2 separate regions of the Homo sapiens genome follow, and region 2 is linked to region 1. Evidence: read pairs that join two places in POLR2A ChIA-PET (ENCODE). Cell type or tissue: MCF 10A. All regions are shown on one strand. Each heading gives the region's core, and the rest is flanking DNA. Links, peaks and the distances in the headings are about the cores only.

Region 1 (5,620 bases), core at 156-5,155:
CCTCCCACCTCAGCCTCCTGAATAGCTGGGACCACGGGTGCATGCCATCATGCCTGGCTAATTTTTTTTATAGAGATGAGGTCTCACTATGTTGCCGAGGCTGGTTTCAAACTCCTGGTGTCAAACCATCCTCCTGCCTCGGCCTTTCTAAACGCTGAGATTACAGGCATAAGCCACAGTGCCTGAATTAAATCTTTCCTCTATTTAACATTCAGATTGTATGTCTTTCCCTCTCTTGGATAATATTTCCTATAAAGACTTAGGGAGTCTTTAAAAAACATCACAATTATTTAATGGCCTACTTTAAAAAATATCATATAAGTCATATGAGAGTATGCTCTTCCTGTAAAAAAATTAAAATAATATAAAAGTATATCAATATGATAGCCGTCAACTGCATGTAGCTACTAAGCCCTTAAAACATTGTAGCTGGTCTGAATTCAGATGTGCTGTAAAAACTTACTACCAAAAAAAAAAAAAGAATTTAAAATATCTCAATAATAAGTGCTTTACACTGATTACATGTTAAAATGATATTTTAGTTTAAAAATATTACAATCAATTTCATTTGTTTCCTTTTACATTTTTAGTGTGGCTACTAGCAGATTAAAATTATATTTCTGTCTAAGTCCATTTTCTGTTACTAAATTGAGTATCACAGACTGAGTAATTTATAAAGAATAGTTCATGGTTCTGGATGCTGGGAAATCCAAGGTTGAGGGGTTGGCATATGGTGAGGACCTTTGTGCTGTGTCATTCCATCGCAGAAGAGCAAGGGAGTGAGTACTAAAGAGGGAAAGCACAATGGGCTTGGCTCCCTTTACAACATCCCACTCCCTCAATAATGACAATAAAACATTCATGAGAGCTCCATGATTCAATCACCTCTCATCAGCCCATCTCCTAACACTGCTACACTGGGGACCAAGTTTCAGCATGAGTTTTGGAGGGGACAAACGTGTAATCATAGCAATTTCTTTGGACAGAGATACAGTGTCTCCTCTGGGTCCCCACTAGGTTCATCATCCTTCCACTCTACTTCCTTCCCCAGAAGTTATCTCTTTTATAGCTTAGCATATTTTCTTTCAGATTTTTGCTATATGTTTTTAACATATGTTTATAAACATATAGCAAATGCTATGCATTTACAACCATGGAACAAATGCTATGCATTTTTCCATAAAAATGTGTTCATACTATACATATGGTACTACAACTTGCTTTATTCACTTAGTTTGAAGACTTTTCTATGTCACAAAATATGGAACCACCTAATTCTTTTTAATGATGGTTATTTATTTATAGTATGGATGTACCACAATATTCTCCAGACCCCACTAAAAACTATTTAGGTCATGTCCTATTCTCTATTATTGTAAACACTGCTGCACCGAACATCTTCATACATATATCCATGTGCATATGTAGGGTATTTCTGTAGGACATATCTGTACAAGTGAAATTACAGGATCAAAGAGTATGACATTTAAAACTGTGTTAGATAACTCCTAAATGAGTTATTTTACTTTCAAAGCAAAAAGAGAAACCATTTGTTTTTTGACCATCTATAACTTCTCCATAAGTCTCTGAAATAACAAGGACATAAACTTCATGTCCAGGATTCAGAAAAGAAAAACAATTCTAACTTATGCCCTGACATCAGCCCAGACTTAGCCATTGACTATTATGGTGGGCACCTTCTTGAGGGACCCTGATAATGATTCCCTTTTTTCTTGAAATGCTTCCTCTCCCTTCCCCACTGAGATTATACAGTGGGTAGTAGCTGCCATGTCTGTTCTATGTGACCCTCAGTCTCCCCAACCCTGGTTGAGTGACCCAGAGCTGAGCAACAGGCCCAATCAAAGGCCCTTAGCTTCTTTCTCCAGGGAATCTGAAATTCAGGGTTATCTGGGAGTTGCCAGAGGCAATGCTCCAGAGCTACATTTACAAACTTCAGTTATTTACTTATCACTTTTTGTCATTTCTGCATATTCCGCATGTACTCTTATATACGTAACGCTTTTCTTTAGATTTTACCTTTAAGTCCTTTCTTAGGATTTTTATCTATGTATAGAGACACCACATAGCATAGAACTTAAAAGAGCAGATTCTAGAGCCAGGTTGCCTAGATTCACATCCCAGCTATTCCACTTAATAGCTGCGTGAGCTGGATCAATGTGCTCAGCTACTCTCAGTGCCCAGTCGTTTCATCTGTAAAATGGTGGTAACAATAGCACATGTGTCAAAGTGTCATGGGGGTTAAATTACTGTATATCTAGTCCTTAGAACAATAACTTCAATAGTAAGTGCTTACTAAATATTACCTATTACTGATTTTAAACCAACTCATCTTTCCATTTAAATAAATCTTTAGAGAAAAGTTGACATACCAACTATCTGGTAAGTATCGCTCAAAAGTGAGTCACCCACAAAGCAGCAATACCTGAACCTGTGGTGACAGGGAGTCATCCATTATACGACCACAGGCACTCCTGTGGGGAAATCCTGGGCTTGGCACAGACCACAGAGTCCTCTGGACTTCTGGATGCTCCTCTCGGTGGTGGGCAATACTTTCCTGCTCCTCCAGTCCCCTCTTTATCCCCCAGCCCTGACCAGTCATTGAAATCCCTTTCATAAACCTGTGAAAAATCACTGATTTAGACTTTCAGCAGAGCAGAAAGGTCTACTGAATAACTTAAAGTCTCATAGGTTTTAGATATTAGAACTATTATCCAGGTGCCCCAACTCCCAGACAATGCTTCTACAATCAATAAATTTTTTTCATCAGCAAATACTTTTTTTTTCATATTAACACCATACCTTCTTGAAAAGAAAATTGCTAAATATTTCAAGTAATGTCAATGTTTGGATCAAGGACAACTCTAGAGGGGTGGCAAGTGTGGCTTCTGAGTCCCGGTCCCCCTCCAGCACTTGGTCATTTTCCACTTCAGGTATCTATGGCCCTCTTGCTCTTACCATGCCTCCTCACATCAGAACCTTTCTCTGGGAAGAACCGTAAGTCATTTACGCTTTAGGGTGAGTTTAAGTTCATCTAAATGAAAAATTTTGTTATAAGAAAGCTCTGATTTTGAATCCTGGCTTCATTTTCTATCACATGTAGAATCTTACAAGTTATTTCATCCTCCAAAGCCTTGGTTTCCTCATTTCCAAATGGGATTAACAACAGTTATTTCATAGGACTGTTGTAAGGAGGAAATTCCATTCATTATGCAAGCAACAGGGATTCATGTAATGTCAAGTATCTACTGGGCAGCAGACATGGTCTATTCCTAATTACACCAATTATTTAGAGGTGTGGACAGATAACTAATGTCTTCTTTTTTTTGCTTTTCTGGACAAGTGGGCCTAATTCTCCAGCTTTATTTATTCATTCAAGAAAAGGTTAAGTACCTCTTATGTGGAAGGTACCCCAGAACATTGGGAATACAGAGTAGATTAAAAGTTGGTTCCAGAAACTTACAGTCTAGTGCGGAGGGGCCTTAACATTATATTTAGACCTTCCTAAGCTAGATCCAAATTTAAGACTCTTTTCAGAATAGAAGAATATTGAGGATACCCATCATCTAACCTGGTACCTCATTTTACAGTCGTAGAAATCAATGCCTGGAAATTCTAAGTACTTTGTTCAATGTCATACAGATAGTTACCCAAAGAGGACAAGTACCCCAAGGCCATATGGGTGACAGAAGTACAATCCTTATCTTTGAATCTTTTTTCTAATTCCTGATGCCCGCCCACAGAAACTGACTAAACAACTTAAGCATAAGTTTTCTGTTTGTAAGTGATATGGTTTGGCTGTGTCCCCACCCAAATTCATCTTGAATTCCCATGTGTTGTGGGAGGGACCTGGTGGGAAGTAACTGAATCATGGGGGCAGGTCTTTCCCGTGCTGTTCTCGTGATAGTGAATAAGTCTCATGAGATCTGATGGTTTTGAAAAATGGGAGTCTCTCTGCACAAACTCTCTCTTTGCCTGCTGCCATCAATGTAAGATGTGACTTGCTCCTCCTTGCCTTCTGCCATGATTGTGAGGCTTCCCCAGCCACGTGGAACTGTAAGTCCAATCAAACCTCTTTCCTTTGTAAATTGCCCAGACTTGGGTATGTCTTTATCAGCAGCATGAAAACGGACTAATACAGTAAATTGCTCAAAAAAATTGTTTAATGACAAAATAAAACCAGGTAGTACTGAATAATCAGATCCTTTTATGATGCTGGAATGCATATGTTCCAGAAATTATAATTTATTGGTGGTCCTTCAGATATAGTATGCAGATGTATTATTATACAAGGTTTTTAAAAAATTGAACTAATATCTGACAAGCAATTTTAAAAGTCAATTAACACTGACTATAAGGTACAAAACAAAGGTTATCAGAGATGAATTTTATAATCAAATTACTAAGTCTGCCTTTTTCTGCACAATAAACAGAAACAGTGACATCTGAAAATGCCCCTTTCACCTCAGAAAATGTGTTGTTTGCAAAAGACGTTAAGTTTGCAAATCTTTGTTTCAGGTCTCAAATAGTTATAAGCATAAGGATCTGATTTTCACAGAGACCTCTAAGACCACATTACTTTTGGTTGTACCTTCTTCTCTCCCACACTTATCTTTCTCTTTTCCTGTGTCTGCCCATGACTTCTCATTCTGGCATTCTGGATATATCCACTTTTGGAAAAGGCAGATAATATGGCTTATTGAAGTAGGCACACATTCTGTGAACATGCATTTTTAACAAATAACTAATAAAATGTACTTTAGAAGGATGTCCAAATGTGCACATGGTTCTACAACCTCATATTTTCTGAGCACCTGTGATGTGCTTGGTGATGCCTTTACACCATAAACACAATCACAATCCTTCTCAAGGACCTTAAAGCCTGGCATGGATAAAAATAATAATAATCAGAAACAGAGATATCTGAAAATGTCCCCTGTTCATCTCAGAGAATACATGAACTTTTTCACAAAGGGATAGAACTACGCATTCAAATCAGCGTACTTGATTCAAACTACTTGATTGAAACTACGCATTCAAATCAGAGTACGCATTCAAATCAGGGTACTTGAAGCTCATCTGATATACCTCCAACTCACAGATGGGGCACTTCTACTTTTTAAGCCTTTTTTTTTTTTTTAAACAGGCAGTTGAGAGGGTGGCTGTCTATATTATTGTACTTATTCTGACCAAACTGTGCAATGTCTTTATACTTTTCCAAGTAACCTGACCTTTTCCCATTTCTTGTGGGTATTATATTACCTTTCACGTCTTTATATATTTCCACATTTAATCATCTTGGCATGTTGCTACCATTATTGTCTTCCCTATTCACTGGTCTAGTTAATTCCTGTGTCCACAGTAGGGTTCTTTTTTAAAAAGGAAACCAGCTTCCTTTTACCACTCTGCATTCTTAGACTTTCTTCCAATGAAGTTCAATCACTTAAAGAGTAATATAAGCCAACAGTAATTATTTTACAAATACTGATGACTCCTCTCTTTACAAATGAGTGTATTTGTAAGTAAGCTTTGAAGATAGTAAGGCTATAAGGAATAAGATAAATGTGAAATATCTGAGTAGAAGCCACCAATTTCCCCCTTT
Region 2 (5,620 bases), core at 449-5,448, 150 kb before region 1:
AGCCTGGGCAACAAGAGCAAAACTACATCTAAAAAAAAAATAATAATAATCCAGAGACATAATTACAAGCCAACAAATAAAACATATTTTTCTCAATCCATTGAACTACTCTCCATTATGACAAATTGGTCACTAGTTTTTGATTAGACAATCCTCCCTGGTTGGTATTGAGAGCATTTCTCTTGACACCTGCAGCTTCCAACTTGCTTTGTCCTCTCTAGCAGGAAAAACCACAGGCCACCGCCCTGGCGCCATCCCTGGCTCGGTCCAATCAATAAGGACTTATTTCCTGTCCATTTGCTGAGGTCACAGGAGCGAATCTCATTAATTATTTCTGCGACTGCAGCCTCAAGTGTGCTTCTGGCGTGACAAGTGAAAACTGCTTGACCTTTTTTTCTTCTAATTTTGTTTGTAGCAGTTCCAAAAAGAAAGCAGAACTCATTTAGCAATGTGATAAAAGGAAGGAAAAATGCATATGTTTTAAAAGTCATTAACGCATCGTGAAAGCGCTCCCAATCAACCTCATTCCCTAGGATTTTCAGCTAACTAACAATAGTGTCTTTTTAATTTGATGTCATGAAAATCTGGTCACAGCAAACACAATGTTTTCTAAAGCAGATCTGGCCTCCGAGGGAGGAAAGCTCTCCAGGGCCTCCAGTGCCTTGTTTCCATGGTAACGACACAGGTCAATAGCTGAAGTCACACCTTTGCCAGCTTTGATTCTTTCTCGCAACTGTTAAGAAACAAATGCATGATAAAAGTCAGTTTTAAAGGTACACAGTAAGCACCACAATTAAATTGGGGAGGGGAGATGGAAAACAAAGAAAGGGAGAAATAGTATAGATTGAGTATTTCTGCTACGTTATTTTCTGGAAAAGAGGACATCATTTCCCAGTGATCTTGAGGCACTCATTCCCTAAGGCTGCTTGGTGTCTGTGCTCCAGAGCAGCACAATAGGTTCCAATCAGCTTAATTACAGCTCCTCCTGACTCCCATCCCTTAATATCTTGAAATGTGCCATGCTGGGGGATGGCAGTAAGAAGGCGGAGGGCATTTACATCTCTGGCATTTTGAATTCAGCAGCCTGATATTCTTCCCTTTTTTTTTTTTTTTTTTAAAGAGATGGAGTCTCGCTCTGTCGCCCAGGATGGAGTGCAGTGGTGCGATCTCGGCTCACTGCAACCTCCGCCTCCTGGGTTTAAGCAATTCTCCTGCCTCAGCCTCCCACATAGCTGGGACTACAGGCATGCGCCACCACACCCATCTAATTTTTGTATTTTTTAGTAGAGACAGCGTTTTGCCATGTTGGCCAGGCTGGTCTCGAACTCCTGACCTCAAGTGATCCACCTGCCTAGGCTGCCCAAAGTGCTGGGATTACAGGTGTGAGCCACCGCACCTGGCCAGCAGCCTGATATTCTTATGTGAGGAAGGCTTCACTAATATCTTAGTTAATAACTTTTTTTTTAACACCATATGTTGACACAATAGTCCATATGAAAATTCAAGAAAGACACATAGTATTAGATCTGAATGTTACTTTTTTTTTTTTTTTTTGAGACGGAGTCTCACTCTGTTGCCAGGCTGGAGTGCAGTGGCACAATCTCTGCTCACAGCAACCTTCGCCTCTCGGGTTCAAGCGATTATCCTGCCTCAGCCTCCTAAGTAGCTGGGACTACAGGTGTGCACCACCACGCCCAGGTAACTTTTGTATTTTTGGTAGAGAAGGGGTTTCGCCATGTTGGCCAGGCTGGTCTGGATCTCTTGACCTCGTGATCCCCCTGCCTTAGCCTCCCAAAAAGCTGGGATTACAGGCATGAGCCACCTTGCCCGGCCTTTTTTTTTTTTTTTTTTTTTTTTTTTTTTGAGACAAAGTTTCGCTCTGTCATCCAGGCTGGAGTGCAGTGGCATGATCTTGTCTCATTGCAACCTCCGCCTCCCGGATTCAAGCAATTCTTCTGCCTCAGCCACCTGAGTAGCTGGGATTACAGGCGCCTGCCACCACACCTGGCTAATTTTGGTATTTTTGGTAGAGATGGGGTTTTGCCATGTTGGCCAGGCTGGTCTCCGTCTCCAGACCTCAGGCAATCCGCCTGCCTCAGCCTTCCAAAATGCTAGGATTACAGGCGTAAGCCACTGTGCCCGGCCTGAATGCTTTTTTTTTTTTTTTTTTCCTGAGATGGAGTCTCGCTCTGTCACCCAGGCTGGGATGCAGCTATCTCAGCTCACTGCAAGCTCTGCCTTCCAGGTTCACACCATTCTCCTGCCTCAGCCTCCCGAGTAGCTGGGACTACAGGTACCCACCACCATGCCCGGCTAATTTTTTGTATTTTTAGTACAGACAGGGTTTCACCGTGTTAGCCAGGATGGTCTCCATCTCCTGACCTTGTGATCCGCCCACCTCGGCCTCCCAAAGTGCTGGGATTACAGGCGTGAGCCACCATGCCTGGCCAGTCTGGCTAATTCTCTAAGTCAGAAACCCAGACGTCTTCATTCCCCACATCCGGTTAGGCACAGGGGCAGTCTCAGGGTTGCTCATTCACAGCTGAACTTTCTGGCTCCCAGAGATTGGGTGTAGCCAGGTGACAAGTTCTGGTCTATGAGTTGTGAATGAGGGATGTCACTTTGTGGCTGCAGCATTTAACTGTCCTGTGAGTCCTTAGAGAGCTTTCCCTCTTGCACAGCTACCAGCCCACACTGGAGATGCTCCTTGGCCTGGATCCCTGAGTGACTGTAATGAGCACCACAGTGCCTCGCCCACCTGTGGCAGCCGAGGTTGTGAAATTATCTGTAGCCATTTTGACTGATAACAATGAATCCCAGTCTTTCTATCTCTTCAGAGCTCTCAAGTTTATCCTCTACTCCTCATTCCCATTGCCACTACATTAGTTCAGGCCATCATCATCTCTCACCTCAGTTAGTTTTTGCAATCACTTCCTAAAGAGTCTTCCCACCACCAGGTCTGCACCCCTGGACTCCATCTACTATGCTGCCAAGGAGATCTTAATAAAATGCAAAGACAATCTTGCTTAAACCCTTCCAATAGCCTTAAGAGAAAAGTCTAAGCTCTTTCATGAGGCATTTAAGTCCCTTGCCAAGCTAGCTCTTGCTTGGCCTCACTTTTCCCCCCTTTTCCTCCTTTATTTATTTATGTATTTTTTGAGACAGAGTCTTGCTCTGTCACCCAGGCTGGAGCGCAGTGGTGTGATCTTGGCTCACTGCAACTTCCAGTTCCCCGGCTCAAGTGATCTTTCCACCTCAGCCACCCGGGTAGCTGGGAAGACAGGCATGCACCACTATCCTTGTTTAATTTTAAAAACTTTTTGTAGAGATGAAGTCTCACTATATTGCCCAAGCTAATCTCAAACTCCTGGGCTCAAGAGATCCTCCTGCCTCAGCCTCCCAAACCTTCTCCCCTTTAATTATAGGGGAACCAACTGCAGTTCTCAGAGGTAACCTGATCTACCATCTCCCCCTGGGGCTGTCTCCCCCACCCCAACAAGCTCCCCAAATTCCACCTGGGTGGAATGCACTGAGCTAGGAAGATGGCCCTAAGGAGCTAGTTGCTCCTCTTCCTCTGGGTACCTGGAGTACTCCCTGTGCACATCTGGAGTAGTGTATTGTTTTAGCGTTTTTGTTTTTTTTTTTAGACAGAGTCTCCCTCTATCACCCAGGCTGGAGTGCAATGGCGCGATCTTGGCTCACTGCAACCTCTGCCTCCCAGGTTCAGGCGATTCTCCTGCCTCAGCCTCCCAAGTAGCTGGGATTACAGGCACCCGCCACCACGCCTGGCTAATTTTTTTGTATTTTTAGTAGAGACGGGGTTTCACCATGTTGTTCAGGCTGGTCTCGAACTCCTGACCTCGTGATCTGCCTGCCTCGGCCTCCCAAAGTGCTGGGATTACAGGCATGAGCCACTGCGCCCGACTTAGTGTTGTATTTTAATTCTCCATTCACTTATCTATGACTTCATGAGACTTCAAGGTCCTTACTGTATAATGCATGAAACATGAATGAATAAAATAAATAAGCTGATTTATTCCTCTAATTATACAGTCAAGAGAACAGAGGTCCAGAGAAACTCAGTGACTCAAGATCACAGATGGAGGCAGGCAGAGTAGAGATCAGAAGCCAGGTTTTCTTTCTTTTTTTTTTTTTTTTCGAGACAGAGTCTTACTCTGTTGCCCAGGCTGGAGTGCAGTGGCGCGATTGTGGCTCACTGCAACCTCCACCTCTCGGGTTCAAGCATTTCTCTGCGTCAGCCTCCCGAGTAGCTGGGATTACAGGCGCCTACCACTACACCTGGCTAATTTTTTTATTTTTAGTGGAGACGGGGTTTCTCCATCTTGGCCAGGCTGGTCTCGAACTCCTGACCTCAGGTGATCTGCCCACCTCAGCCTCCCAAAGTGCTGGGGTTACAGGCGTGAGCCACTGTGCTCCGCCAGAGGCCAGGTTTTCTAATGCCTTGTCCAGTGGCACTTAATACTAAACTCCATCAGATTCTCAGCACTTCACAGATATTTCCACACTGCATATAGCCTTTGGGAACTGTTCTAGCCTAGGTTTCCTTGGTCTCTTGCCAATCATTGAATGCACAAAGGCACTAAAATGGTGCTGGGTATCAGAAGCAGCCAGATTCAAACTCCTATCCTAGCTTTATAATCTTATGGAAACCATTTAACTGTTTTCTTTTTTTTTTCCTTTGAGATGGAGATTCACTCTTGTCGCCTAGATTGGAGTGCAATGGTGCAACCTCGACTCACTGAAACCTCCACCTCCCAGGTTCAAGCAATTCTCCTGTCTCAGCCTCCCAAGTAGCTGGGATTACAGGTGCCCACCGCCACACCCAGTCAATTTTTATATTTTTAGTAGAGACAGGGTTTCACCACATTGGTCAGGCTGGTCTTGAACTCCTGACCTCAGGTGATCTGCCCACCTTAGCCTCCCAAAGTGCTGAGATTACAGGCGTGAGCCACTGCGCCCGGCCTTAACTGTTCTCAGTTCTAAGTGGGGATAATATAAGTCCCTTGTCGGACTGCTGGGGGGACTACATAACACTGCACAGAGTGCCTGATAGTGCCTAAATCACAATAGATGCTCGGATGACTTAGTTTCCCTTCATTAAGCCCATAGCCATTACCAAGAAAGCCATCCCACCCACCAAGATCAAGTCTATTTTGACGTGATATACAATAACCTCAAAGCTAACTGGACTTGGATCAGAGCAGTCTTAAGGGAAGGAAGGAAGGAAGGAGGGAGGGAGGGAGGCGGAAGGGAGGGAGGGAAGGAGGAAGGAAGGAAGGAAGAAGGGAAAGAAGGGAGGGAGGGAGGGAGGAAGGGAGAGAAAGCAAGCAAGCTACCCTATTTTCTTTCTTTTCTTTTTTTTTTTTTTTGAGATGGAGTCTTGCTCTGTTGCCCAGGCTGGAATGCAGTGGCGCGATCTTGGCTCACTGCTACCTCCGCCTCCCGGGTTCAAGCGATTTTCCTGCCTCAGCCTCCCGAGTAGCTGGGACTACAGGCACGTGCCACCATGCCCGGCTAATTTTTTGTATTTTTTTAGTAGAGGTGGGGTTTCACCGTGTTAGCCAGGATGGTCTTGATCTCCTGACCTTGCGATCCACCC

What was found. ChIA-PET counts read pairs that join two places held together with the same protein. Peaks named below come from ENCODE experiments on the same cell type or tissue, not always from the same donor. Only the 100,000 strongest peaks of a DNase experiment are listed, where the experiment ranks them.
Region 2: POLR2A ChIA-PET joins it to region 1 with 6 read pairs; 2 of 35 experiments call an interaction of 5 or more read pairs at or near these places.

What each region holds. Positions count from the first base shown.
Region 1 is chr6:107,302,380-107,307,999 of GRCh38, forward strand. All of the region lies in intron 2 of PDSS2 (decaprenyl diphosphate synthase subunit 2), which reads right to left. Among named protein-coding and RNA genes, the nearest start is that of PDSS2, 150 kb to the right of the region's middle. In MCF 10A, for the core only: no CTCF peak of the experiment used is centred there; a DNase peak (open chromatin) is centred at 2,472.
Region 2 is chr6:107,154,045-107,159,664 of GRCh38, forward strand. It overlaps PDSS2 (decaprenyl diphosphate synthase subunit 2), which reads right to left. Exons shown (of 8, transcript NM_020381.4): 8 at 1-733. The coding sequence ends at 575. Among named protein-coding and RNA genes, the nearest start is that of BEND3, 41 kb to the left of the region's middle. In MCF 10A, for the core only: no CTCF peak of the experiment used is centred there; no DNase peak of the experiment used is centred there.